Regions from separate parts of the Homo sapiens genome. Here region 2 is linked to region 1. The links are chromatin loops, found by intact Hi-C in ENCODE. Cell type or tissue: A673. All regions are shown on one strand.

Region 1 (2,500 bases):
AATCTGGTTTCAGAACAAAAGATCCAAGATCAAGAAGATCATGAAAAACGGGGAGATGCCCCCGGAGCACAGTCCCAGCTCCAGCGACCCAATGGCGTGTAACTCGCCGCAGTCTCCAGCGGTGTGGGAGCCCCAGGGCTCGTCCCGCTCGCTCAGCCACCACCCTCATGCCCACCCTCCGACCTCCAACCAGTCCCCAGCGTCCAGCTACCTGGAGAACTCTGCATCCTGGTACACAAGTGCAGCCAGCTCAATCAATTCCCACCTGCCGCCGCCGGGCTCCTTACAGCACCCGCTGGCGCTGGCCTCCGGGACACTCTATTAGATGGGCTGCTCTCTCTTACTCTCTTTTTTGGGACTACTGTGTTTTGCTGTTCTAGAAAATCATAAAGAAAGGAATTCATATGGGGAAGTTCGGAAAACTGAAAAAGATTCATGTGTAAAGCTTTTTTTTGCATGTAAGTTATTGCATTTCAAAAGACCCCCCCTTTTTTTACAGAGGACTTTTTTTGCGCAACTGTGGACACTTTCAATGGTGCCTTGAAATCTATGACCTCAACTTTTCAAAAGACTTTTTTCAATGTTATTTTAGCCATGTAAATAAGTGTAGATAGAGGAATTAAACTGTATATTCTGGATAAATAAAATTATTTCGACCATGAAAAGCGGAATGTTTCTGAAAAATACTTCATTCTGCCCCTCTGATAACTGGCTAGTGAAGTTTTATTGAAGGCAACTAAAGAAGGACAAGCTCTGCAGAGATCCAACAAGGCAAAAAAGAAAACAGAAGTCGGGGCTCTATGCATGCAGACTGTATATGTATATATGTTCAATGCTATACTTTGTGTGTGTGTGTGCATATATATATATAATATATATGGCATGTTTATAGTACTGCCATATCTCATAATTGTTTCAGGTAGAAAGTAATGCTGAAATAAAAATACATCCCTCTCACCCTGTATGTGAGTTAGAAGGCAACAGAAATCCCTCAATAACCCCTCTGAATTCTAAGCTCAAAGCAATTATCTTGGAGAAGCGCCCCCACCCATCAGCCTCTGTGTAGTGCCAGAGCAATTAGACAAATTACCCTTCAAAGGGAGTTTCCAGAGATGAGAAAATGAAAAAGAAATCTAGCCTCACACCTATTACATTTTTTAAAAATCTAAAATGTTTGGAGCATGGCAAATGATAGAACCTTGGACTCTTTGGAGTATGATTATAAATGTATCGGCTCTTTTCGAGAGATGAAAACATTGCAGATATTGTGAAGAGGGAACTTCAGGGTTGGGGAAAGGAAGGAATGAAAGCATTGTGGCGCCGTGTTGATTTCATTTTGTGTGAGATAATACTCTTAATATTTCCCTTCCCGCCTTCCTTTTTTCAGGAAGGAGCTTCCTCTGTTTTGCTTTTACATAAAACAGTGGCAAACAGGTTCTAAATGATGCAAAATAGAATCTGTTTACTAGGATTTCTCCTTTGGGAAGCCTTCTTTGGGACAGAGAGGAAGGACTTGCTGCAGCTGTGCCCTGTGTCCCTTCCTTCTTCTTGCACTCCTGCATGTAGATACCAACAGCATGACCAGAGCTATGCACTGCACCTAAAGACCCAGGCCTGAATTGTAGGTGTCTTTCTGTCTGGCCGTCCTTCAGTGGGCCAGACTCTCTTTCCTTAGGATACGAAGGAAAATGTTGGGTTGGAAATTACAAGATGCATGTGAAATATTTTACAGCTAGGAAGTCAGCAGCAATAAATGTGACAAAAGAGCCTTCTTAAAGTGGGGGTAGATTAGAGCATAAAAAATTATATCCTGTCACTGAGGATTTCTCAGAAGGCTCTTCCAGGGTTGGGAGACTAGACCTGAAAAGGCACGCTATGTGCCTTGAGGGGAATTTACCTTACCTACATGTTTCTCTCTCTGTCTCGTCTCTCTCTCCTCTCTCTCTCTCTTTCTCTCTCATTTTCTCTGTCTCTCTGCCTGCCTCCTCCTCCTCTTCTCTCCCTACCTCCCTTCCACCTCCTTTATTTTTTTCGTTCTCTTCTCCTTTACTTTTTTTCTAGAAGAGTTACCAGGCCCGCCAGTGTGGAACAGCTTGCTTCTTGGAGGAATCAGTATTTTGACCGCTCTTTAGACATATCCCGCAGCCTGGCTCCGAGGCAGAACTACGCCCGGCAGCCTGGCCTGTGCACCCCTCCTCCGGCACCCCCAGCGGCCGCGACTCAATATTTCCGTCTCCCCAGTCCGCTCCAGCCGTACTTTCTCGGAAGGAGCACTGGGTGCGGGGAAGAGGGGGCAATAGGAAGGTTTGCGGGGGGCGGGGGGGGGGGCGGGAAGCCAAAGGGTGCCCCATTTTGTTTTCTGCGCTCACAGAGAATAGGGGGATTGGGGAAGAGATGAAGATATCCACTTCCTGCTTTTCTTTCTTTGCTTGTAAGGATTTCGGGAGTTTCCATTACACCGAGAGCTAGCGCTTTATTTCTGGCGACTCCGACTGGGAGA
Region 2 (2,500 bases), 270 kb after region 1:
CTCCCAGCCATGTGGAACTGTGAGTCAATTAAATCTCTTTCCTTTATAAATTACCCAGTCCCAGGTATTTATTTATAGCAGTGTGAGAACAGATTAATACAGGGGGTAATGCTGGCGTCTAGTGGGTGGAGGCCAGGGATGCTGCTAAACCTCCCTCAATGCACAGGACAGACCCCACAATAAGGAATCATCTGGCTCGTGCCAAGGCTAGTGCCAAGGCTGAGAAATCTTGCCCTAGGTATATACTGCTCCAATTGATACTCTCCCACCCTTACCCCCTCAAAGTCCCAAGACAGGGATTGTGTATTTCAATTTTGGATTTCCAGTACCTACAGTCAATACACATTTATTGAAAGATTGAATGAATGAATGAATGAATGAATGAATGAGTTGGTTCATAAATATTTAAACTACAGCGTAAACAGTTAACCAACCCTCTGGATGACATAGAGACCTTTAAAACCTAAGGCTGCTAACTTGGAGGCTGAAGTTTTGAAATCTACAAACTACTAAACTTTCATGTAAAATAATGTATGTGCATATTTGCATTTTTTCTGAGTAGAGGGCCTAGGTTTTAACAGATTCTCCAAGAAGTCTGTCATTCCAATAATGCTAAAAATCACATTTAAGACACCAGGTAAAATTTTTTGAGAATTAGAGCATCAGCTCCTCTTTCTAGAGGAGCGCTGGCTACAACCATCCATCATGAAAGGATTACATTGTGATGCAAACTAATTAACCCAAATTTAAGAATCACAAGTGCTTATTATTAGGCCCAGAGCCTCCTACCTTTGACTTTCTCATTATCGTGTTATCCTTCATGACGCTTAGGTCACATTTGCTGTGCTGATACATAGTTAGCCTTCATATATTGTATCCTCAGCGTTTTCTTAGCCAGTCTCATTCCATTTTGTTTCAAATTACGCATTCAGTTGGCCAGGACCACATTAAATTTTAATAGGGACATTAGAAATCATTTGTCCAATACAGTCGTCTTACAGATGACAAAACAGAGGCTCAAAAGGGTCAATTGCCGAATATCAGAGAAACTGCAAGAGGGTTAGGAACCAGTCTCTTATTTCCTGCTTTAGTATTTTGTTGTTGTTGTTTTTTAGTATATACACTAATGTTTTAACTATCATGACTTCTTGCCAATTTTTCATAGGCAATCTTGCTTCTTAAGAAAGTTTAGTTCGTATATATAATAGAAACTGCCTGCCCTGTCTTGAGATAGGAAGGAAGAAAGGAAGGAAGGAAGGAAGGAAGGAAGGAAGGAAGGGAGAAAAGAAGGAAAGAAAAAAGGTAGGAAGGACAATAAAAGAATAAAAAAAAAGAAAGAGAATGATGGACTGTCATGACTGAGTAAGAGTTACTGACCTTGGAAACAGATGCCAAAGAGTTTCTTGCACAATGAGTTTTGACAAATACTTCTTGGAAAATAAGGGTCACTGAAGATGTTCTTTTCTCTTAAGTGAAAACAGAACTTAGTAACAGAGCCACAGCAGGTCCTCCAGGCTGACTGTGCATTGATGTTTGATTTGGACAGCAAATGAACTGAGGTATTATACTGTGAGTTCCAGAGAACAGAAAAAGCATATACTATGTAGGCCAAAAATATCGGGCAGGTAAGCAAGTTCATCAGAAGGAGAGTAGCACCTTGCCTGTTACCAGGAAAAGGCGTGTCTCATCACATCACCCACTTTCTACCTAGTATTAACCCTTGAAATTCAGAATCTACTTATCTGCCCCATTACAGATATATACAAAGCATTTCCTATGAGAAAGAGGAAATACCTCTTAAACCTGTTTTTCTTTTATCATTTTGGCAATTTAGTTGCTATGTAATTTTCAACTAAATACTGTCCATCTTTAAAACTTGGTTTCCTCACTTGAAAAAAGGAAACCAAGGAAATAATACCACTTCATGAGGTATATGTGAGATGCTTAGCTACTGCATGGAATTTAGTAAATTCTGAATAAATATTAACTATTAACATTTGGGTACTTTTAGTGGGATTGTTTGGAGCGTAGCAGTACTCCAGCTAAACATTATATTTTTTCAATTTCTTGGGAAGTTAAATTCTGCTTGGAAACTGAGCTTTCTCTTTCAATAATGTAGATGAAACATCTTCTTGACGTTTCATATGAGAATTTAAACATTGAGCAAGAGGAGAAGTTTTGAGTTTAATTTCATGTTGGCAATCCGGTAGTCAAAATTGCTGCTTAATTAGATTCTTCAATTAACCTGTGCAAAAAAGGTTTGATACAAAAAGTGGATACATTTTGACTAAATTAATTTGAATTATATCTGGGTTTTGCAAGTTACTTTTCAGCATTTGATATTACTGATTCTCTAAAGTTGTTGGGGAGTAAAGTGATGGAGTGGGGCGCTTACTGTGCAGAGAATTCCAAGGAGAAGAAGCAAATAAAAGCACAAGCCAGTTTTCAACTGCTTTAATTGATTTGACTAGTGGTTATATATAAAAATAAACACTTCCAG

The links. A loop is a pair of places that touch in the nucleus more often than their neighbours do. Peaks named below come from ENCODE experiments on the same cell type or tissue, not always from the same donor. Only the 100,000 strongest peaks of a DNase experiment are listed, where the experiment ranks them.
Region 2: a loop joins it to region 1, with 6 times the contacts of the local background. A loop is called at or near these places in 1 of 110 quality-filtered maps.

What each region holds. Positions count from the first base shown.
Region 1 is chr7:97,018,561-97,021,060 of GRCh38, reverse strand. DLX5 (distal-less homeobox 5) reads left to right here. Exons shown (of 3, transcript NM_005221.6): 3 at 1-665. The coding sequence ends at 325. Among named protein-coding and RNA genes, the nearest start is that of DLX5, 5.0 kb to the left of the region's middle. RefSeq lists an enhancer at 1-118. In A673, no CTCF peak of the experiment used is centred here; a DNase peak (open chromatin) is centred at 1,040; H3K4me3 peaks cover 2,239 bases; H3K27ac peaks cover 2,403 bases; H3K27me3 peaks cover 974 bases.
Region 2 is chr7:96,746,561-96,749,060 of GRCh38, reverse strand. No RefSeq gene overlaps it. Among named protein-coding and RNA genes, the nearest start is that of SEM1, 38 kb to the right of the region's middle. In A673, no CTCF peak of the experiment used is centred here; a DNase peak (open chromatin) is centred at 1,320; H3K27ac peaks cover 2,500 bases.